3 separate regions of the Mus musculus genome follow, and regions 1 and 2 are each linked to region 3. Evidence: chromatin contacts called from ENCODE POLR2A ChIA-PET data. All regions are on one chromosome and are shown on one strand. Each heading gives the region's core, a stretch centred on a gene start or an enhancer-like site at or near the end of the contact. The rest is flanking DNA. Distances are from core to core; before and after follow the strand shown.

Region 1 (3,518 bases), core at 450-2,949, 130 kb after region 3:
GGCTGATTCCAGGCAAGAGGCAGGAGGCAAGTTAGAGACCAGGATGTATAGCCACCAATGCACCCACTTTTATGTTAACTCGATTCCCAGGAGTCATTAGAAGCTCAAAGTCAAAAAAAAAAAAAAAAAAAAAAGAAGCTCAAAGTCTACATCAGTTACAGAGTGAGTTTGAAGTCAGCCTGGTCTACATAAGACCTTGCCTCAGAAACAAACAGGAGCTGGGGAGGCTGCTCAGTGGTTAAAGCAATGGTTAAGAATACTTGACGCTCTCTCACACACGATCCAGCTTCACTTCACAGAATGCACATGGAGGCTCACAACCACCTATAACTTTAGTAGCAGGAGATCCGACTCCCTCTTCTGGCTCCCTTTTGCACCAGACATGTACAGAGGTGTACACACATACATAAAATAAAAATAAGTAGATTTTTTTAAACAATCAAAAATATGTAAAAAATAAAGTGACAAATATTACCATGGACAGAGTCATTTATTGAAGATTAATAAATTCTCTATCGTGGTTAGTAAAAAAAAAAAAAGGAAAATAGGGTTAGGAATGTTCATAGAGTGAAATAGGATCTAAATAATAACTGTAAAACTCAAAGGGAGAAAAAATATTTTAGATTATCTGAGGAGAAAAGGGAGGGATATCAGACAACATAAAGTGCTCCCAGCAAAAAAAAAAGTACACAGCGAAAATCTTCCACACAGGCCACTTACCACCTGTGTCGGGGCTCTCCTCCTCCTCTTCCTCTTCCTCGCCCTCAGTTTTGTAGTAGGACTCCCACTCTGACATGTTGGTTTGCTCACTAGGTGAGAGAAGTTATGAATTTAAATGAAAAAAAAAAAAAAAAAAAAAACCAAGGCAGGTAGCTCTGTGGTAATGCGCTTTCCTACAGTGTACCCGGACCTATGCCACACACACCAGAAAAAAAAAGAGAGACAGACAGACAGACTTCTGGGTTCTCTTTAGATCTGTTCTAAATGCTCGGGTCACTAATAAAGAATGTGAATGATGGCTCCTGCTTCCTCCAAAGCTCTCCATATCATTGGAGAGGCAAGAGAAATGTGCATGGGGTCATTGCTGCAACAACCTCCCCTTGGCTATCCCTTAAGGATGCTGCAGGACCAAAATGGCTAGGGGTGAGGGCGAGGTATAACATAGCGGCTCAGCACTGAAGGTCCTATCTCGAGCTCCAACTGGACTGGGACGGTACTTGGTGCTCTGGCTGAAACATTCGTCTTCATTTCTCCCCCAACCTTCAGCTAGAGATTGGCTCAACCACCAGTCCTGTTCCGCCTTCTGGGGAGAAAGGAGCATGACCCAGGTCCTGCAGGTCGACAGCGCTGCTCCGTGGTGAGGCCAGGGGTCGCGCGACACTAAGCGTGCAAGCAAGCCACCAAGGCAGGCCTCATCCAACACATGTGGTGCGGCGAACCTACCTTAACCGCAGGCGGGCAAGCCACTGGGACAGCAGAAGGTGGGCACCACGTCCACGCGGGCTCCTTGTCTCTCGCCCAATCAGCGACGTTGCGTCATCACGCACAACACGCCCTTCGACCCTTCAAGCGGGCACGCCCACTCGCATTTCCCGCTTCCACCCCCTGTTCCCTAAACTGGAACGCTTGCGGCCAGAGAAAGCCCCGCCCCTCGCTTGAAGCTCCGCCCCCGAAACCCGTCAGCACCGAACGCACATGCGTGAAAGTGCGTCCCCGCCCCTGCCCCCTGTTCCGTGCGGAGTCTCTGGGATCTCTCTCTCTGTCACCTCACAGTAGTCGTTGCCGGTCGCGGGTGTCCGGGCGCGAGCAGCGCAGGGCCGCCTCTCCCCCGCCCTCAGGCCGGGCCCCGGCTCGGTCCCCCGCTCCCTCTTCTCCCCACCCCGGTCGGGTACCGGAAGGTCCAAGCCGCTGCCGGGTGCCCGAGGGCCATCGTGGCCGCCGCCACGGGTCCTGATGGAGCCGCCAAATCTCTATCCGGTGAAGCTCTACGTGTACGACCTGTCCAAGGGCCTGGCCCGCCGGCTCAGCCCCATCATGCTGGGTGAGGGGACCGGGGTCAGTGGGAAGAAGGCAGGTGGCCGCTGGAAGCGATCCACCGAGGGGGGTGGGGGAAGACGGGCCCATGGGTGGTAGGAAAGATCCACTAGGGCAAGGACAGTGAGGTGGGATTCCCTGAACCCCTGTCCAGCTTCATGATCTAAGCCAAGGAGACACACGCTCCGGCTGAGAGCAAGCTCCTCTTCAGCTAGAGACTGGGGCTAGCCGACTGATCTTGGTGGATTCCCCAAGAAGCCAGGGAACCCTGCTTCTTTAGCTCAAAGTAGAGAAAGTGAGGATACCTCCAGCTCGTGTCCCTGGTGGTGGAAGCAACACTGCAGACGAGATCCTCTGGTGTCCCTCGGAGCGACTGCCCTCCGCGCCAAAAGGAAATTCCCTCTGCAGTCCTTGGAGTGGATGGGAAGAGAGCGCTAGAGCGGTGGAAGGCTTGAGCCCTTGCCGGCTCCAGGTTAGGTCAAGTCAGGTCACCCTGAGCCAGATCTTGGAACTAATTACGTTCTGTCCGACGATGCAATTTTCGCTCAACAGTTAATTGCTTTTGACCAGATGGTAAGAAAGCAGTTCTGGGGGAGGACCGGATGCTGTATCGGTGAGGATATCGGTTGTGCTCAGTTCAAATGGTTTCATGCTGAGAGAGAAAAAGAGCCCTTCAGTGTAGGTCCAACTTCACTTCAAGTCAAATACCAAAATGTCTGTCATATAGGATTTGTCAGGCTTGTCATTTCAGGTAATGGTGGACAGGAATGGATTTCAGGGATTGAAACTGACATAGTTTTGCATCATTCAATAAATAGCTATAGTGTTTCCTGGAGACATTGGAGGAAGGCCTATTTCTTAAGGAACACAAGGGGCAGGGATCAAGGAAGCAAGGCAAGTTTTGAGGACATCCATTTGTGATGTGTCACTGAGTTGAACTTACTAATCCTTTAACCCTGGGGCAGCGAGTGGTTTCTAAATGTGGTTTCCCATCAGAATCATCTAGGATGTTCGTTAAAAACACAAATACCTGACTGAGGCTGTTGCTCACTCACTGGTAGAGTTCCTGCTTGGCATGCTCCAAGCCCTGGGGTTTGATCTCTAACATGGAAACAAAAAACAAGTGCATTCATTTCCAACATACATTGTCAGATGGGATGGGGTGGGGGGAGCTGAAAAAACTGTATTAGAACCAACTGGGTGAAACACTCCGATGATCCTAGTACTAAGGAGGCTGAGGCAAGAGGGCTGTGGGTTCAAGACCAACAAGCTGGGCTACACACACACCTGAGGGAATAAAAGAAGAAGAAAGGAAGTGAAGAGAGAGAGAAAAAGCTCAGGTCAAAACGGTTCCTCTACCAAAGAAACTGGTAGCAGACAGAGTGGAAGGAAACTTTGCCCTAAACTACTTTGTACTAAATGTGTGCACATTTTGTGAGTCTTACATGTGCGAATTGTGGAACCATGCTTCACAGATACTAAGC
Region 2 (3,773 bases), core at 964-3,463, 220 kb after region 3:
TTTCACTCAGTGACCACAATTCCGTTGCCCTTTTGTTCATTCAAATAAGCCATATTTTTAAGCCCTGGCCATCCGCCAGCCACTGATCTCGGTCCGGATGTTGTAGAGAGAACCCACACAATGGTCCGCTGCTGCAGAGGAGCTAGAGTTTGAGTTGCTTGTGTTTTTTGTAAACCACCCCACCAACCATGGAGCAAGGCACAGAATTAGTAAAGGGACCGGACTCTCTCTCTCTTTCTTTCTTTCTTTCTTTCTTTCTTTCTTTCTTTCTTTCTTTCTTTCTTTCTTTCTTTCTTTCTTTTTTTCCTTTCATCACATAAACCATAAACCAAAACTTCGTGCTAACAAATTGTTGAGCTGAATACCACAAAAGAGCACTGGACTGAATTCTGAAACCCTAGGTTCCACAGTCCACTGGCCTGGCCCCTCTCCAGCTTCCCATGCAGTTAATATCTAAGCCCTCAGGCTGTGGTTTGGCTGTTTCTGTCTCTGAGCCTAAGCTGTCCAGCTTCTCAGCGCCTAGGACCTCCTCACACTGACCAGCGTTGCTGCCTCCTGCTGCCAGCCTGTACCTCCTCCTTTCCAGAAGGCCACATAATAACCGTTCACCCAGCTGATGTGTCACTGTGTGTCATTTCCAGGATTCCATTCCCAACACCCACATGGTGGCTCACAATTCAATGGTCCTGGGGATCAGAGGTTCTCTTCTGATTCTCTCTCTCTCTCTCTCTCTCTCTCTCTCTCTCTCTCTCACACACACACACACACACACACACACACAGATGCAGGCAAAACACTTCATATACATAGAAATGTAAAACAAGTTACTTACTGATATTATGAAGATCATTGCTAATCAATTCTTACCTCTCCTGTCAATTCCCTGAAATACTTTGTTTCTAGAAAGGCACACTGTTGTCTTACATGTGTTATGAGACTGGGTTTCTCTGTGTAGCCCTGTCTGTCCTGCAGCTTGCTTTGTAGACCAGGCTGGCCTCAAATTCGAATTCAGAGAGATCCTCCTGCCTCTGCATTCTAATTGTTTGGATGAAAGGTGTGTGCCATCAACGCCCAGCCCAAAATGCCTTATTTTTTTTCTCCTCATTTTTTTTTTGGGTGGGGGAGGGAGTGTGTTCTGTATAGCCTTGACTATCTTGTACTCTCTTGGTAGACCAGGTTTGTCTTAACTCTCAGAAATTTGACAGTCTCTGCCCCTCCCAACTGCTGGGATTAAAAGTGTGCAGCAAGAAAATTTTTCTATTTTGTTTTTTTGAGACAGGATTATTCTGTTCAGTCCTGGTTGTCCAGAAACTTGCTCTGTAGACTGGGCTGGCCTCAAACTCTGAGATCCGTTTGCCTCTGCCTCCCAAGTGCTAGGATTAAAGACGTGTGTCACCATCATTGTTAGGCACCCCCCTTTTTCTTTTTAGAAAGAGTCTCAAACAAACAAAAAGTCTTTTGTACCTCAGGCTAGACTTGAATTCACTATGTAGCTGATCTGTGTTTTTTGTTTTTTGTTTCTTTTTGGTTTTTCGAGACAGAGTTTTTCTGTGTAGCCCTGGCTGTCCTGGAACTCACTCTGTAGACCAAGCTGGCCTCGAATTCAGAAATTCGCCTGCCTCTGCCTCCCAAATGCTGGGATTAAAGGCGTGCGCCAGCACTGCCCGGCCACAGGATCTCATTTGGTAACTCAGGCTGGTCTTGAACTTGCAGTGATTGTCCAGCCTCACCCTCTCTTGCGCTGGTATTACAAGCGTGAGTCTGTTTCAGCTGTTTAAGCTTTGTGTGCTGAGCTTTGGTGAGCATATCCATCAAATGCACCACTTAAAATGACATCATCCAGGAAGGCCCGGCGACCCTTTTCTGCCCACTCTCTTGGGTACTTTGTCTGGAGTAAAGACTATTTTGAACGTGTTAAATTTGTATTTTCAAAGGGTCTATCTGGCTGTTGTGCAAAAGAAAGACAATCAGGCTTGAAGTGCAGACTTGTCGCCTAGCAACCAGACTCTCTCAGGGGCCCGGGGTTGGCTTGCTTCAGGATGGGGCCCCGCCCTTTCGGCACTCTACCCCGCCCCTCTTCTCTCACTTGCGGGAGAGTGCTGGCGGCCCCGCCCACCTTCCGGCCCCGCCCCTCACGGGAGCCTCGCGAAGCTCTGCGACCCGCAGGGGCGGGCAGATGCTTCTTATTGGTCAGTTTTCCGGAAGCTGAGTTGATTTGGTTTGGCAAGCGCAGCGTTGCTGGACGCGCGTGGCTCCCGCGCGTGGTGCGGACGGAACGAGGCCAGGGTGGCATCCGGGGACGGGGAGCCGGCGCTCCTCCAAGGCTGGCGGGAGCGGGCCTCAGTTTCCTCCGGGAGACGAGCGTAGCTTCCAGAATTGGAGCCCAGGCCCTCCCGCGCAGCTCGGCTGCAGGTTTGGCTTGTCAGAGGCTGAGAAGGGACGGAGGAGGCTCGGGTCCCCCCCACCCCATCACAGCTCGCAGGCCCCCGTGCTTGGCAGCCTCTCCGGTCTCCAGAGCCCTAGCGCAGGATGTTCGTGCTGGTGGAGATGGTGGACACCGTGCGCATACCCCCGTGGCAGTTTGAGCGGAAACTCAACGATTCCATTGCTGAGGAGCTGAACAAGAAATTGGCCAACAAGGTACTGGGCCCTCGGGCTGCCCGGCAGTGTCCCTACCGGTCCCACTGCTAGTCTGGCTATCGCCTGGTTCACCCTTGGCCTTGCACACTTAACTTCATGTCGGGGTTTTTTTCCTTCGCATCCTTATAAACCAGACTTGGGTGACAACGTGTACACAAGGGAGTAAATGGGCCGGGCGAGGTAGTGCACACCCGTAATCCGAGCTTCTTGGCTATTGAGGCTTTTTGACGATCCTGTGTTCGAGGCCAGCGTGGGCAATATAGTTAGCCCTTGACTCAGACAAATTAAAAGCACCGAAGCTGCTGGCGGTAGCGCATGCCTTTAATCCCATAACTCAGGAGGCAGAAGCAGGCGGATTTCTGTGAATTCGAGGCCAGCCTGGTCTACAGAGGGAGTGCTAGAACAGCCAAGGCTACAACGGAGAAACCCTGCCTCAAAAGAAACAAAAAGCATCAGGATGCTGAACAGTGCTTGAATTTGCTTGACATTCGCGGAGTCACTGGTTCGGTTCTCAGGATTGCCAGAAAACAAAACGGAGAGAGCGTGTGTACAAAATGGGTTTGTAAAACAGAAACTGGAATATGCCTGTTTCCTCGTTCAATTACTGTGTTGTCTTGGCCAAGTCACCCTCTCTGGGCCTCGGTTTGTGTTATCTGTGTTGCCCACAGTGTGAGAGTAGAGGTGAGAGGATAAGCGTGCGGGTCTCTAGAATTGAACTCAGCTTTCAGCTTTAGAGGGAGGCAGCTGTACCGGCTGAGCCAGCTCAGTAGCCCCTTTCTTGTATTCATTTGGTTACTGTGTTTCCCTTTCTATGACTACAGGGGCCTTCTCGGACTTTCACTCTCTCCAATGGGAGACACAGGCTCTGCCCTTGTAGCCTAGTGAGAAGAAGTTGGCTTGAGAATGTCTTGTTGTAATGAGCTGGGGTAAATGCCATGAAGGACAGGCATTCACAGAGTGGGGAACAGGGGAGTGTCACCCGGGATGAAAGAGATGGGTGACTTCTGAGGAAACAGCCATTGCTCTGAGAGCTGATGGTGGGAAGACACCAAGTAATGCCTCGGACAGGCCTTTCTGTGAACTTTTCACTTTGGGACTGTGTCCAGGCTTTTGGGCCTGTCAAGCGGGTCACT
Region 3 (3,827 bases), core at 76-2,575:
GAAGCGAGGATGTGGCCATCACATCTGCCTGCAAGGTTCTAGATTCTAGGTGTAGTAACATTCCATAAACTGAGTCACTGCCTAGGAGTTCTGGACTCTCTAAAGTAAGTGACCTTAAACGACACCTCCGGCAAAACTGAGCGATACCCAATTCAGCGGGATTGAATAAATGAACTAACGCAAAGTATTTGGGACTGAGAACTTCAGAAGAGCCCTGACTACTGAGAATGACTTAATTACTAGCCTATTTTTCTTAAAGGTGGAGTGGAAAGAAACTAATAGTGGCTCAGAAACAGAAAGAACTGGGCTTTGTTAACCAGCATGATGACCGCGGGCAAGTCTGGGACCCTCTCCAAACCTTCCTTCCCGTGGCTGAAAAGTGAGAGAATTTTAAGAGAGGTTCCCTGGGCTCCTACCAGTTCTTCCACTTCGCTGTTAAGGCCGCCGAAACAAAGGCCACCAGCTCCCTAGTCTGTACCCGAGGGGCCACAACTCAAAATTCTTGCTGCTCAACTCCCTTTGCAGTGCGACAGCAGGAGCGCCCGGGTCTCCATCCAAGGCCGCCGCACTCTGCGGTCTCTGTCCACTCCATCAGTAACTTGCTTTTTGCAGCTGTTGCCCAAAGTTTTCCAGAGCGCCCGCAGACCCGGCTGTCAGTCAATCCCGAAAAGAGCGGGGGCGTGGGGGAGCCGAGCCCGGGAGCGCAGTCCGGGAAATCCCGAAGCCGCTCCAGTGGCCAGGCAGGGAGTGACAGGTGCGACGCGGGACGCCGGCGAAGACCGGACAAACCAGAGCGCGTGTGGGCGCGCGAGGGAGGCAGCCGCCTCGCTTTCTCCTCTGGCGGCACTCGCGACGCCCCCAGCCCCGCTTCGGGCCCCGCGGCGCCCACGACTCCTCAGCCACCGGGAGCCCTGCGTCACGACCCGGGCTCAGACTCTGGAGCCAGAAGAACTGGGAACCTCCCGGGCAGCCCGGCCCCCGCGGGTTCCTTCCCGCGCACGCCGGGGCGATCGCGGGGTGGGCGCACGCGCACCCGCGAGCGCCGCCGTAACCCCTTCCTCCCCGCGCGCCCCCCGCACTCCCACCCAGCCGCCGCCACTCACCGTCGATGTCCCCGAGAGTCAGCTCATCGCCCAGCTCCGTGAGGGTCTCCATGGTCTCCAGAACGCCCAGCTCGCTGCTCTCATCCATCGCCCAGCTTGGCGCAGAGTCCCCCGTGAGGTCCAGCTCAGGGAGACGCGGAGGCGGTACCGCCGCCACCGCCCATGACACCCGACAGCCCCCACCTGGTACCGCCTCACCGCCCCGTGCCAACCGCCGCCATGTTTGAGCTGCGCCCCGACTCCACGGAAGGGGCGGGGCAGAATTCCCCCGCCCCGGGCCGCGCCCACTGCAGCCCCGCCCCGAGCCTCCGCACCCCCAAGTTTGTTGTCAATGGGACCAGGCTTGCATTAGCCAATCGGCGCGCGAAGCGGCTCATGGGGTGATGGTGCGTCATCGATCAGCAGCTCAGATTTGCATAGCGGGACTCCGCCCCTCACGGCATCCAAGCGCCAGCGGAGAGTAGCCGCCGGGTCCTCGTCCCAGCCTTCTTCTGGCTTAAAGGAGCCGCTACTTTTCCGTTGGATCAGCTCCAGGAGCAACTTTGTCGAGAGCCCGGAAATAGAAGGGTTAACGCACCGCTGTCCGGCGCTACCTTCTACCACCGCCCCCTTTACTCTAGGAGCACATTACGTCATCTCCCCAGTTGCCTCTTCCCTCCCCCTAGCTCTGGGTAGAATCATAGTACCCTAACATTCTGGGATAGGCTATCCAGACCCTAAGTCACACTTATCCCATCCGAGACTTAACAGGGTCTTGAGATCACCTGAGTATTGTGAACATTTTACAACTGGCCCTCAATTTTGGGAAACCTCGATCATTCTAAGGCCTTCAGACAAGGTCATTTGTTCAATGGTCTCTCCAGGTGAGGCCCCACTCCTGCAGTCACCTCACTGCATCATCTTACAGGTAGTCGGTCACACTGCACACAAAGGTGCACGCTTCCAAGAACTTATCCGAAGAAACAAAAAGATTAGTGTTCCGAGGAATGCTATTAAGTACATGTATTCAAAGACATTCATCACAAAGTTCTCTAACGGGAAAACAGTAACACAGTAAGGCATCAGGTACATAAATTACCTCCAAACAGTAGAATATCAGGGCATCGTTAAAAAAAAGAAATGCTGGAATGGACATCTGAGAAAGGACCTAAGTGTATACTGAGAGGAAGAAGGTTTTCATGGCATACATAGGAAGAGCTTCTTGTGAGTCTGAGGCAGTTGTTCTTAGGGGGTCAGAGCTGAAGGCTCTGTGGGGAGACCTGCATATCCAATAAGCCACTTCCTGCTCCTGGGCTGGCTAAGCAACTGTTTGCTGATAAGCCTGGTTTGTCATCTTTAAAACAGCACAAGACCACAGTTGTCATTGTCACATTTATTTGATTTCCGTGGCAAGCAAACAGCTCTTAACTTCTGGGATGAAGTGTTCCAGCAGGCTCTGAGGGGGAAAGGGTCTCCAGTGAAGGTATTGCAGCTCTGAGAGGGAAAAAGATCCTGGCAATCAGGCGCCTGGGAATACCCACAAAGTCACATCACAACAAGTCTCACAGGAGAGATTTACTGGGAGAGGCGCCTCTGCTGGGGGACAAGAAATAGCAAAGAACTGAGCAAGAGACAGGGTTTCTAGGTGGGGTTGGGGAAGCTGTCCAGAGTGGCCTGAATTTTTTTTGTGTGTGTGAAACCTTGCCTCAAAAAAACAAAACAAAATCAAATCACTAAACAACAAAAACAAAACAAAACACACACACACACACACACAAGACAGACTAGCCAAGGAAAAGTAAAGATAAGATGAGACTAACAAGGGGCTGGATATCACGACTCTGGCCTGGGGCCAGCAAGATGGTTCAGTGCGGTGCTTTTGGCTAAGCCTGCTGACCTGAAATCAACCCCTGGGACTCACATAGGTGGAGAGACCTGATTCTCAGAAGTTCTCTGACCTTCATGTGTGTGCTTAGCAACTGGCCTGGGAAAGGACAAAAGGAGGCTCATTAGAAATGGTAAGGTGGGTGGGGGGAGGTGCTAGAGAGATGGCTCAGTTGGTTAAGCACTGACTGCTCTTCTAGAGGTCCTGAGTTCAATTCCCACCAACCACATGGTGGCTCACAACCATCTGTAACAGGATCTGATGCCCTCTTCTGGTGTGTCTGAAGACAGCTACAGTGTACTCATATAAATAAAATAAGTATATCTTTAAAAAAAAAAGAAATTGTAACAGGATGGCCACCACACTGGTCCCACACCTCAGCAAAAAAGACATCTCCCTCCAGCTTTGTCCACATAACTGAATGTCCCTTCAGCTGGCACCTAGCTCCCACTGGGATGACAGCTTGTCACACTGTACAAGCTACTCCTCAGGAGCTAGGTTGTTATTCGAAGAGACTGTGCTAAGTGACTGTTACATCCAGATACCTACCATGGATTGGTACATCGTAGAAATATTTCTCATTGACTTCCTCTGAGAGCTTTGCCTTCAGGCGTCCTCCACCATCTTTCAGATGTTACTGCCTCTAGGAGGCTCTCCAGTTGGACTAATCAAGAGTTTAGCTGGAACGAGCTGAAACAGACATAATGATGGCTGCCGGTTGGTAGTAGGGCAGATGCTAAAATCTAGAGAGTTTGATTGTCCAAGAAGAAATGCCCAGAAAAGGGAAGCTAGGTCAAAATACCTATTCATCTAAAGAAGAGAAGAAAAAGTCTAAAAGAGAGGATAAACCCCATGAGGCT

Evidence for each region. ChIA-PET counts read pairs that join two places held with the same protein, here RNA polymerase II (POLR2A).
Region 1: POLR2A ChIA-PET joins it to region 3 with 41 read pairs in embryonic stem cell. The contact joins the promoter of Desi1 here to the promoter of Srebf2 in region 3. POLR2A ChIA-PET finds 5 or more read pairs at or near these places in 4 of 5 experiments (Patski and embryonic stem cell).
Region 2: POLR2A ChIA-PET joins it to region 3 with 11 read pairs in embryonic stem cell. The contact joins the promoter of Polr3h here to the promoter of Srebf2 in region 3. POLR2A ChIA-PET finds 5 or more read pairs at or near these places in 2 of 5 experiments (Patski and embryonic stem cell).

The regions. Positions count from the first base shown.
Region 1 is chr15:82,014,401-82,017,918 of GRCm38, reverse strand. It overlaps Desi1 (desumoylating isopeptidase 1), which reads left to right and starts at 1,699. Exons shown (of 6, transcript NM_134095.3): 1 at 1,699-2,041. The coding sequence starts at 1,954. Xrcc6 (X-ray repair complementing defective repair in Chinese hamster cells 6) reads right to left here and starts at 1,550. Exons shown (of 13, transcript NM_010247.2): 1 at 1,444-1,550; 2 at 721-809. The coding sequence starts at 796.
Region 2 is chr15:81,924,653-81,928,425 of GRCm38, reverse strand. It overlaps Polr3h (polymerase (RNA) III (DNA directed) polypeptide H), which reads left to right and starts at 2,213. Exons shown (of 6, transcript NM_030229.4): 1 at 2,213-2,640. The coding sequence starts at 2,530.
Region 3 is chr15:82,144,767-82,148,593 of GRCm38, reverse strand. It overlaps Srebf2 (sterol regulatory element binding factor 2), which reads right to left and starts at 1,325. Exons shown (of 19, transcript NM_033218.1): 1 at 1,104-1,325. The coding sequence starts at 1,191.